Regions from separate parts of the Homo sapiens genome. Here all the other regions are linked to region 4. A link is a contact called in ENCODE Hi-C or POLR2A ChIA-PET data. All regions are on one chromosome and are shown on one strand. The core of a region is the stretch at or near the end of the contact, and the rest is flanking DNA. Distances in the headings are between cores, read along the strand shown. Region 1 holds the start of MS4A1 (membrane spanning 4-domains A1). Region 2 holds the start of MS4A7 (membrane spanning 4-domains A7). Region 3 overlaps LINC02954 (long intergenic non-protein coding RNA 2954). Region 4 overlaps MS4A15 (membrane spanning 4-domains A15).

Region 1 (2,700 bases), core at 105-2,604, 320 kb after region 4:
TCCCTCCCTCTTTACTTTCAATCAAACTCTGCATTAGATATGCACATCACCTGAGGGCGTTCCTGCTCTCCTTGCCTGATTGCAAGGAATTCTTCAGAGCTCCTAGCTCTTTGCTTTCCTTACTAGACATCAACTACTTTCTTCGGAGAATCCTGTATCCTACTAGACTTGCATAGGGAACCTGTTTTCTATGTACTATGAGCTCAGTTACATTAAGCTGAACATCAAACTCAGCTACTTCCTCAGGGAAGCTTAACAAGTGCTCACAATGGCCAGGTGCAGTGGCTCACACCTGTAATCCCAGCACTTTGGGAAGCCGAGGCAGGTGGATCCCCTGAGGTCGGGAGCTCGAGACCAGCCTGGCCAACATGGAGAAACCTTGTCTCCACTAAAAAATGAACAAACAAACAAAACACACACACAAAAATGCTCACAATGCTGGATTAAACATTTCTTTCCACCGGATTCTCAGTGAGATTAAGCCATTTTATGGGAAACAGGGAAAGGGAATCACTTATATACTGGATTCAGAAAACAGTAATGGCATGATTAAAATTAATCCTTGTTTTCCTTCATTAGAGCTCCCCCACATCTGCAGCGCCCCCTCTTACTCTTGGTTTCCCATGTGATAGATTTGAGGCAGGATTTCATGCTCAACTTGGTGTCCACAAATCCCCTCCAGAAAATGTTAGCCTGTAAAGCCACCTATACTTCTAGGTATATTTACATTTAATGTAGACAAAAGCATTTACAGGAAGACAAATGGAGTTTTTTTCATTATGCCTATGACTGATTATTTTCTCATTTGGTATTGGGAAGTCCTAAGGGATTCAGGATTTTAGTTCCAATTTTCCTAATGTAATGGGTACCATTGCCCCCATTTTATAGATGAGGAAGCTGAGGCTTTAGAGGTTTAGTAATTTGCCCAAGGTTATATTGTTTGTTAGTGGTAGAGCTCCAGTTTGAACCCAATGGTTTAGAAACCATGATTTAATATATATGCTGCAATCTACTACTTTTGTGGAATGATTCACAGTTGACTGCATAGGGTAATTGTTGAGAGGGAGACTGATTAGAGGAGTGAGTGGGCAGCAAGCCTTGATATCGTCACCCCTCCTTAAGTCATAGAACTATTAGGAAGTCTGACTAGGGAAACTCTAGAATTAAGATCAAGAACCTCCAGTCTTCAAAACCATTCTATACCTTATCCATCACCTCCTTTAAGTCATTTAAAGAAAGCAAATTGATTCCTTACCTGAGTCTCCAAGGCCTCAAATCTCAAGGGCTGATTTGGATGCTAGCTGCGGAGTTCAGTGGGTGCAGTTTGTTTCTCAAGCACACTGGGAGGGTGAGTGGTGTAGTCCAGGCCTGAAGATGAAATCGCTGATAGACATCAGGTGACAGGAAATCAGTAGCTTCTGCTACCTTGGGCTTCGCTCCAATTACTTTGGTTTAACACTTACCATAGCTGAAGGAGGTGCAAAAAAAGTTTCTGCCTTACCAGGTTTCACTTCTTGAAAAAGACCCCAGGGGACTGCCTGGCATGCTCATGCTACCTTAATTAGAAGAACTTCTGCAGCCCCCACCCTATAAGCAGGTGTGGATGGTAGGTCCCTGAGGACAAGAAAGATTCTAGAAGTTGGTCAAAGATGGGCCGTTAGCACTGACTTTTACCTTCTGGCTTCACTTTTAGGGCTGAGTAGGTGGGCAGGAGGCATCCATGCAGAGATTCAAGAATCACTGAGGCTGTACACTTGGCAGCACTATACTTAGGGGTCCCCAAATATTGTCCTCATTGGCTCACACTTAAGTTTCTTATGAACCATGTATATATCTTGTGTCAGATTTAGCAGAAATGGCCTAAAATTATACTTTAGTGCCATAGTACATGTACCCAGCCACTCAAAGCAAGAATTAGCCTCCATATTTGGAAATATAAATTGAAATAGCACTTTTACCTCTGAACCCACCTTTTTCTTCTGTCTGTCAAGTTCCCTTGTGTCCCCTCTCTTTTTAGTCTAGTCTGGAGCTGCAGGGTCATCAAGCACAGTACTAGATCAAGTAGGGAAATGGAAGAAGTTGGTAGTGTCAGGAGAGTCTAAATATTTGGGATGTGAATCAAAGTTTTGCCCAAAGATAATGTCCTCTCTCTCCCCCTACAATATTCAACTTTTATGTTCATATGTGGGATTTTTAATTACATTTTTATTTCCCTGTTCATTGCTTCATTTTATTAGAGACACAGAGCTATAGTTAGGTAATTATTTGTTTATTTAATCTAAAGGGATGAAATATGGCAGGCAGCTCTGTTGCCTAATTCGAGGTTCATTCCTGTCTCTCTCTTTCATCTCTTCTCTCTTTCTCTTTCTGCCTCTCTTTTTAAATTTAAGATAGTTTGGAACCATAGGGTTAGATCCACTGGGTAGAAGTAGTTCTGGGGAGGCTGATTGTGGTGTGATATTTAAAAAGATGCCACTCTAAAAAAAAAAATTGTTGGAGCCGTTCATTAGGGGAACTGGCTACCATTTCAATAGAGAATTTACTTCTTCAAGAATACTCAAGTAAAGTCATGCAGTCACCTCTCAGAGATGCTGTAGAGTGAAGGAGAGTGGGAACAGAAGATCCATCATCCATTTAACATTCTAATTGAGGGTCTATGCATATCTGCTGAAATGCTTGAGTGATTGGTGATGGGAGGAC
Region 2 (2,700 bases), core at 52-2,551, 400 kb after region 4:
CTGGGTGCAGCGGCTCATGCCTGTAATCCTAGCACTTTGGGAGGCCGAGGCGGGCAGATCACCTGAGGTCAGGAATTCAAGACCAGCGTGGCCAACATGGTGAAACCCCGTCTCTACTAAAAAAATACAAAAATTAGCCAGGCATGATGGTGAGTGCCTGTAATCCCAGCTACTCAGGAGGCTGAGATGGGAGAATCGCTTGAACCTGGAAGACAGTGGTTGCAGTAAGCCGAGATCACGCACTCTAGCCTGGGTGACTGAGCAAAACTCTTTCTCAATTAAAAAACAAACAAACAAACAAACAAAAAACAACAAAAAAACACATGGTTAAAAGGCTACAATTATTTTAAGCATATTTTACTACAACCAAAAAGCCAAATGGTATATTTAAATAAATGGAGGTCTCTAGATTCATTTAATCAATCACATGTTCATGACTATTTAGGTGGTTTCTATTTTTTCTTTTTGCCACTATGAACAATGCAATAATGAACATCTTTGCACTTTTGTGATACCTCCTGCATTTAATTATCTCACAGTGATGTATGGAAGTGGAATTATTACATTTAAATCTATGACACTTGAATTTAGATACACGTTGCTACTTTTAGAAGGAATCCTATATAACCAAGATTCTTTATGTTTCACAAAAGTCTCCAGACTGATGCTATCATCTCCAAACACCACAGTCTGAGAGGATGCTTTGTCCTTCCACATTCGCCTTGAGGAGATAGACTGGAGGGACCCACAGCTTTCAAGACAGCTCTAAAATCCGTGCTTTGAAGATAAATCATGACATGGAGGTCAACAGCTCTGCCCAGCAATTTTCTGTATTACAGAATTAGAGTAGGACCATGGGGTTCTAATGCAAGATTCAGTCTAATTGCACAGTATTTGTTGAGAGTAGACTCTGTAAGACTGAGTGACACACCAGGAGAATGCAGAACATTGAGGAAAATCACCTCAATGAGGGAAACCTAAGAATGGTTTTACCCAATTTTCTTATTTGACAAGTGAGTAAACTGAGACCCAAAAAGGGGACTGAGCTGACGCTCCAACTCACACAGGTGGTCAGAATCAGAGACAGGATGATAATCCAATTCCCTGGCTGTCTTTTCAAAAGCACACAATCTTCCCCAAAAGTCATGATCTAAACCAAGGTGTCTACCTGTTCTCGCAGCCTGGTCCTGTGTGCTGTGGCTGGGGATCAGCTCACCTCTGGGGAGCGCTCAGCTGGAACCTCCCACTGGCTGTTCCTGCCAGAACGATCTTGGTGCTCTGCTCTCCAGCCTCTGAGACTTCCTGTCCCTTTCTTAGAGCAGTATTTATGATTACACAGGATGTGAATTTTGCTGTAGTTACAGACAGTTGATATATAAAAAGTGCCTCTGCTTCCTCTTTCTAAATTCTGAGGTCTGGCAAAATGACACAAGATAGAAGTGACACATGAGAAAAAGACCTTTGTGCAGACTAGTGATTTGTACGGTCCCAGTTAAAATTCATTTTCCCTACTCCTACATAGAATTATTTAAGTCATCTAGTTTTGCTTAGCCTGAGTTTTCTTGTCTATTAAATAAATGGTGGATGGATAATAATAATTCCACTCTGTGGGTGTTGGGAGAATTAAAGAAAAAAGATGCAAAGAGTTTACAAAAAGTAGACAATAAATATTGATAATAGTAATGTTAGTTTTGAATTTTGGAGAATCTATTCTCTCACTTTCCAGGCTCTTGGTAAGCTGAAAGCAACCTGTGGAAAATTCCGTGTCTCCTTGTTACTTCTTTTGGGTGTTTCCATTCTCCATCTTTGGCCTCATGCTCAGGGAAGTCCAGGCACATCTTGGGAAAGATGCCAGTGGATTGGCCTCAGAGGCAGAGTCATCAGGCTCCACACAAGCTCATATTTGGGGAAGTATTTGTTGTTGAGGGGACACTGTTGCCACTTTCACATCCCTTTTAAGGCTTCTTGTAGACTAGCCATTGTTCAGAAGGGTAGGGTTTAAGATGGCTCTGGGACATGCAGCAGCTGGCGGCACAACATGCTCCATATACAGTCTCCATTTCCTGAAGGGTGGCAAGGCTATCCCCTAAGAGAGGAGCAAACCTAAGCCTGGGAGATTTAAATAACTCATAAACTACTTGGAGGGTATTTTAGTCCAGTTCTTCTCCAAATGAGGTGATATTGCTGAAGGAATCTGCCCCCAGTCACATGTCTAGTCTGTGGAAGAGGCAGGAATCTAATTCACATCTCTTGGCACTGAGGTCTGGGCTTGCTTCATGGCAAGAGTCTGCCATTTGGTCAACATCTTTTTTTTTTTTTGAGATGGAGTTTTTTGCTCTTGTTGCTCAGGCTGGAGTGCAATGGTGCAGTCTCAGCTCACTGTAACCTCCACCTCCCAGGTTCAAGTGATTCTCCTGCCTCAGCCTCCCCAGTAGCTGGGACTATGGGTGCCCACCACCATGCCTGTCTAATTTTTGTATTTTTACTAGAGACAGGATTTCACCATGTTGGTCAGGCTGGTCTCGAACTCCTGATCTCAGGTGATCCACCTGCCTTGGCCTCCCAAAGCTGGGATTACAGGTGTGAGCCACTGTGCCCAGCTTAGTCAACATCTTCATATCCACAACAAGCACTGTCTTTGCTTAAGAAAACTTCCAGGATCCAGACCTTCCTCTGGGTCTATGACCTGTTTTGACCAAA
Region 3 (2,707 bases), core at 56-2,555, 290 kb before region 4:
CTCCATGTTTCCAGATCCTGATTGTTCAACATAATTTTGGGAATCTGAGTTTTTATATGAAATAGCCTAATTTTCAAGCGTTGGTTTATATATATATCTTAAAACACTATATGGGCCATCAACAAAGCGTGTCTGTGGGCCACACACCCACATGTTGGGACCACTTTTGCCCTTTGCTGTGTGGCCCCAAGATGTTGGCAGCTCTCCATAAATGCCATGCCCTTTCCTCTCTGTGACTTTCTCCGTCCTGATCCCTACGCTGTCTTTGGCAGGTCAGCTTGTCCTCATATAGTGCTTGTAACAGCTATGTGACTTTGGGCCAGTTACTCACCATCCTGATGCCTCAGTTCCCTCCTCTATGAAGTGGGAATAAGGGTGACTGGGAAGAATACGTGAGTTAACAAATGCAAAGTGTTAGAAAACGCTGCACATATTGTTCATCAGTGTCATCATCGTCATCATCCTTATTATTGTCCTCCATCTAGTCTTGGCTGTCACCTCTGAGATGCCTGCCTAGACTCCTTGAAAGCAGGCTGTCCCCACCCCACCCCAATTCTGTAACACCCCAATCCCCACAGCCATCTCACTGCATTATCTGTTGGCTTCTCAGTACGCCCTGGACTGTGGGCACCTTGAGAGGAGGAATATCTTTCTGTCCATACACAACTTCGAACAAACACTTGGCCCAGAAGAGGCCTCCATAGAGGCTTACTAAGTGGATGCACCTTTCATGAATGGTGGTCTGGAAGCCTGATACCACTTGATATTTCCATCCAGATGTTATTGTTACCACCCAGGCCAAGAATGTGCTTCTTCTGGAGGCACAACAAGGTGGGGCTTGTCTGGCTGCACCACAGCATAATATCTATCCCTCCTCACAGCTCTGCTCTCTGATGGAAGCAAGGAAACAGGAAGTGAAATTGACAGGCACTGACCAACCTGGTTTCACATCAGGGGTGAATGAAAAGGACGAGCCCCCCTCCCTAGGGTGGGGCGGGAGGGAGGTGGGAGTGGGGGTGGGGATGGGACATGAGTCATGATGTGTCACTGAGATTTTTTTGGATGCATTTTTCAGTTTCAAAAGCATGAGGCGTTATTACTATGGGTTGAGAACCTGGAGTGCCAAATGACTGTGTCCCAAACAGGATGGCGCAATTGGTGTCTGGTAAAGTACCTGGGAGTTTTCTTTGTTCCAAGTGGGGTTTGTGGCTCAGCACAGGGGCCTTACAGTGATGTTATGGTCCCCATACAGTAGCGATCCGGAAGATCTGTGCCCTGACTAATTCTTCTGCCCTTGAGCTGGTGTTTAAAAGAAAAAAAAAAACCCTCTGTGGTCGCAACCAAGATGTAATGATAGACTTTGAGCCCCGAGAGTCTCACCCAGCCTACTCCGGCACGTTTTGGGATGCTGCGAAACTGAATTGAGGTGCCTGTCATCATAAGAGAACTGAACGAGTGGGGGTAAGAATTAAGATCAGCAAGAGCTGTGTTTCTCGCTGGTTGTACAAACAGGCACTTGCCGGAAGCTGCCTCAGTGGGAACAAGGTGGAGCTTCATGAGGGCCCTGTTGAGTCTTTGCTGGGAATGATGGAGGTTTTTTCCATTTTCTCATTTTCCATTACTCTAATATGGTTATAACCTGGGACTTTTTGTGTGTGGGGTCCTGGAAGGATGTTTGTGATATTCAGGAGTTCTGGTGGGAGTCGGGTAGGGTGTGGATAGGGTGAACCTGAAACTTGCCCCAAATTTGTGTTCCATTCATCAATACCAATTACCCACCACATCTTTTAGCATTTATTCAAGAAATGCATGTTGTGGCTGGAAGAATATGGGATTTGGAGTCCACTGTGCCTGGTCTTTCCTGGACAACTGGGTTGGACAAATTCCTCTACCTCTCTGAGCCCCGTTTCTTCATCTTCAATAATGCGTTTGTGATGTAGAGCTTTTGGGAAATAATTAAAGGGATGATGTGCAGACAGGTCCAGACAGACTGACCACAAGGCTGGAGAAGGTCAGTCTTAGGACCCTCCCAAGGCCATTTATCTTTTTTTTTTTTTTTTTTTTGAGATGGAGTCTAGCTCTGTCGCCCAGGCTGGAGTGCAGTGGTATGGTCTTGGCTCATTGCAACCTCCGCCTCCCGGGTTCAAGAGATTCTTGTGCCTCAGCCTCCTGAATAGCTGGAATTATAGGCGTCTACCACCATGTCTGGCTTATTTTTGTATTTTTAGTAGAGACAGGGTTTCACCATGTTGGCCAGGCTGGTCTAAAACTCCTGACCTCAAGTGATTCACCCGCCTTGGCCTCCCAAAGTGCTGGGATTACAGGCACCCTTTATCTAATTTTATTTGTGTATTATCATATTTTTTAAAGAGGGACCCCCAAATTGTATAGGCTTCAGGCTCAACAGAACCTGGACCCAGCCTTGATCTTGTATCTTGAATAATGAAGAACTGGCTCTGGGAGTAAGTGCTGGAATCCTGGCTTCATCTGTCGATAGGGTCCCGCTATTGGCATGCTGTATTTGTTCACCTCATATGCAGTTGCTACGAAGAGCATTTACTTATTACCCCAAATGGGAATCACACCCCTGGGACCAGCCACCCTGTGTAGATAATAACTATGGATAATCCTTGCTAGAAAATAAAAGGTCCAAGGTGATATATATATATATATATATATATATATATTATTTTTTAATTTGCTTCAG
Region 4 (2,700 bases), core at 81-2,580:
GAGTAAGTGTAAGGATTACACCACACAGAGCGAGGCACCCAGAGGTGCCCTTTTGTGACAGTGGGATAGTTACCCAGGTCCTCTGATAAACATGGGATGACCCTTGGAAGCCCCTGAGGTTAAAAAGAAAAAGTCATTGCAACAAGACCAGCTCAAAATTTAAGCCACATGGTTTATTTCCTTCTGTGGTGTGGATGAGACAAGCCATCTCATCTACCAGGCCTGGTGAACACCAGGCTGACAGTGTCTCCTTGTCCCCTGGAGACGAAGCCCAGGTCCTGTGGTAACCTTCTGTGGTAGCCTTGTCCTTGGGCTATGGGGGTGGGGAAGGGAGTGCTGAGAGGCACAGGGAGGTCCCAAACTGCCACTGCTGTGCCCCTGTCGATGCTGACTGTGGTGGTGCCTCAGGAGTGGGCTGGCGGCAGCTCTCCCCTGCAACCTCCCCTCCATTGGGAGATGGTAGGGGGTGGGGGGCGGGGCCAATGCTGACTTCATATTACAGACAAGGAAAATGAGGGTTTCCAGGAAGCAGGGGGACAATGCCTGGCCTAGACCCAGGACTTCAGGGAGCCTGGGGAGCTGGAAGGGCCTGATGAACCTTATCTGGTTCAACACTCTAGTTTCCAAATAGGAAACCTGAGTTCCATGGATGTGGCAACAGATGACAAAGGACAGAGCTGATCTTGGGGCCAGGAGACCTGCGGCCAGGCCACTACCCTGCTGTGAGGCCTTGGCCTGGTATCGGCACCTCTGTGGAATGCCAGAGTCAGACTCTTCCATTCTGGAGGATTCCGGGCTCTCTGACCTTCCCGAGGCCCGAGGGTCAGGGCAGGCCTCGAACCTGAGTCTCCAATGAGGCCAGGATTTCCCCAATGAGCAGAGAAATGCTTAGATGCACAAGGTGGGTGTCCTGGAAGGGTGACAGGGCTCAGGGAGCTGAAGGACACACACCCCTGACGTCAGCCCGGTGTCTTTTAGAAAGAAAGCACTGGGGAAAGTGTGGGAGAGATGTCCCTGGGGACACTTCACTCAGATGCCGGAGTATGTGTAGATGTGGTGAGGGAGGGCAGCTGGGATGGGGCTGGCCCCTGATGAACAAGGTGGGGGTGGGGAGAGGCTGGGCCCAGAGGGAAAAGGCTGGACTCCACCCGCAGGTGCCACATCTGCTACTCAGACGACTCCTTGGGCATATGCCACATTGTCATAGGCAGGGGGCGCAGAGGCTGCCGGGCTGGGGATGTTGAAGTCTGCGCTGAAGGCGTTTGGCAGGAAGATCACAGGCTGCAAAGAAAACAGCACTGAGCGTCCTGGAGGACGCTGGAGCTTCAGGGTAGTGGTTCAATAGTGCCCCCTTGTGGGTAATCTGAGAACAGCGCCCTGGTACTGAATTCCGCAAGTCTGAATCGCATGCTCAGGGCTCTCCGTGCAACCAATATTTCAAACAACATTTACTGGGGCCAGCTATGATCCAGGCATTGGGAGTACAGCAGTGAACAAAACAGACAAAAGTCCCATTTCTCCAGGCGCTAACGTTCTGCTGTTCTTTTTTTTCTTTTCTTTTTTTTTTTGAGACAGAGTTTTGCTCTTGTTGCCCAGGCTGGAGTGCAATGGCGTGATCTCGGCTCACTGCAACCTCCGCCTCTTGGGTTCAAGCTATTCTCCTGCCTCAGCCTCCCGAGTAGCTGGGATTATAGGCGCCTGCCACCATGCCCAGGTAATTTTTTGTATTTTTAGTAGAGACGGGGTTTCATCATGTTGGCCAGGCTGGTCTTGAACTCCTGACCTCAGATGATCTGCCCGCCTCGGCCTCCCAAAGTGCCGGGGTTACAGGCATGAGCCACCACGTCCGGCTCTGCTGTTCTTTCTCTCCCGACTGCCCTGGCCTGGTTCAGGACTTCGCTCTCTCTTGCCTGCACCGTGGCACCAGCCTCCTTGCAGCTTCCTGGCCTCGAGCCCCGCTTGTCCACCCTCTCCACCTTCCGGCACTGGACAAATCCTCTTGACTGATTTCCCTCAACCAGCTCACTCCCCTGCTCAGACCTTCAATCCCCTCACCCTCAATGCATCCCATCGTGCACCTGCCAAGGGCACCCCACCCTGTGGCCTGCATTTGCCTGCCCGAGGCAGCCTTTGCTCCAACTGGTTCCCCTGCCTTGAACACTCCCTCCAGCCCCTTTCTGTCATCACTGTCCTCCATTTTTTTTGGAAATCAAAGCTTAATTTCCATCTCTATCATGCTGCCCTCCCTGATGCCCCTGTCTCCCATGTGGCCTGGGAACTCCAAAAAGTCTCACTCCTCTGGGTGCAGCACTGCCCCCATGCCCTGAGCCTGGGCCTTCTATTCTGCAAGGCTGCCTGTGGGGCTGCACAGAGCAGTGGCCCTGTGGGTGCTGGTGCACCCAGTGCCACGGGGAGAGCAGTCCTGTCTTCACTGACCTGCGAAGACGTCTTTGGTTTTGTTTTGGTTTTAGAGACAGCCTTCCTCTGTCACCCAGGCTGAAGGGCAGTGGTGTGATCATAGCTCACTGCAGCCTCAACCTCCTGGGCTCAAGCGATCCTCCTGCCTCAGCCTCCCAACTAGCTAGGAGTACAGGCACGTACCATCACACATGGCTAATTAAAAATACATTTTTTTTTGTAGCGATAGGATCTTTTTATGTTGCCCAGGCTTGTCTCAAACTCCAGGGCTCAAGAGATCCT

Evidence for each region. Hi-C counts contacts between places; a loop is a spot of excess contacts on that map. ChIA-PET counts read pairs that join two places held with the same protein, here RNA polymerase II (POLR2A). Pooled maps may share reads with other maps.
Region 1: a loop to region 4 is called in a pooled map, with 2.4 times the contacts of the local background. The contact joins the promoter of MS4A1 here to the enhancer-like site in region 4. A Hi-C loop is called at or near these places in 29 of 37 single-sample maps with no recorded cell type and 5 of 50 pooled maps. POLR2A ChIA-PET finds 5 or more read pairs at or near these places in 1 of 52 experiments (GM12878).
Region 2: a pooled map shows a loop between it and region 4 (2.3-fold over the local background). The contact joins the promoter of MS4A7 here to the enhancer-like site in region 4. A Hi-C loop is called at or near these places in 3 of 168 maps with a recorded cell type or tissue (GM12878, HepG2 and mammary epithelial cell), 33 of 37 single-sample maps with no recorded cell type and 11 of 50 pooled maps. POLR2A ChIA-PET finds 5 or more read pairs at or near these places in 1 of 52 experiments (GM12878).
Region 3: a pooled map shows a loop between it and region 4 (4-fold over the local background). The contact joins two enhancer-like sites. A Hi-C loop is called at or near these places in 17 of 37 single-sample maps with no recorded cell type and 4 of 50 pooled maps. POLR2A ChIA-PET finds 5 or more read pairs at or near these places in 1 of 52 experiments (activated CD4-positive, alpha-beta T cell).

Annotation. Positions count from the first base shown.
Region 1 is chr11:60,454,501-60,457,200 of GRCh38, reverse strand. MS4A1 (membrane spanning 4-domains A1) reads right to left here and starts at 1,354. Exons shown (of 8, transcript NM_152866.3): 1 at 1,256-1,354.
Region 2 is chr11:60,377,133-60,379,832 of GRCh38, reverse strand. It overlaps MS4A7 (membrane spanning 4-domains A7), which reads right to left and starts at 1,301. Exons shown (of 7, transcript NM_021201.5): 1 at 1,169-1,301. RefSeq lists enhancers at 1,300-1,349, 2,030-2,269.
Region 3 is chr11:61,059,894-61,062,600 of GRCh38, reverse strand. LINC02954 (long intergenic non-protein coding RNA 2954) reads right to left here. Exons shown (of 4, transcript NR_186234.1): 3 at 726-890. The region is part of intron 1 of LOC105369325 (a long non-coding RNA gene); the gene reads left to right. Among named protein-coding and RNA genes, the nearest start is that of LINC02954, 5.9 kb to the right of the region's middle. RefSeq lists enhancers at 591-830, 1,181-1,420, 486-1,685. Within about 2 kb of position 1,305, at least 7 of the 41 ENCODE cell types and tissues checked have a DNase peak (open chromatin) inside an H3K27ac peak, as active enhancers do.
Region 4 is chr11:60,774,186-60,776,885 of GRCh38, reverse strand. MS4A15 (membrane spanning 4-domains A15) reads right to left here. Exons shown (of 7, transcript NM_001098835.2): 7 at 153-1,281. The coding sequence ends at 1,171. Among named protein-coding and RNA genes, the nearest start is that of MS4A10, 9.8 kb to the left of the region's middle. RefSeq lists enhancers at 555-1,184, 1,185-1,814, 1,815-2,446 and a silencer at 1,329-1,448. Within about 2 kb of position 1,330, at least 2 of the 41 ENCODE cell types and tissues checked have a DNase peak (open chromatin) inside an H3K27ac peak, as active enhancers do.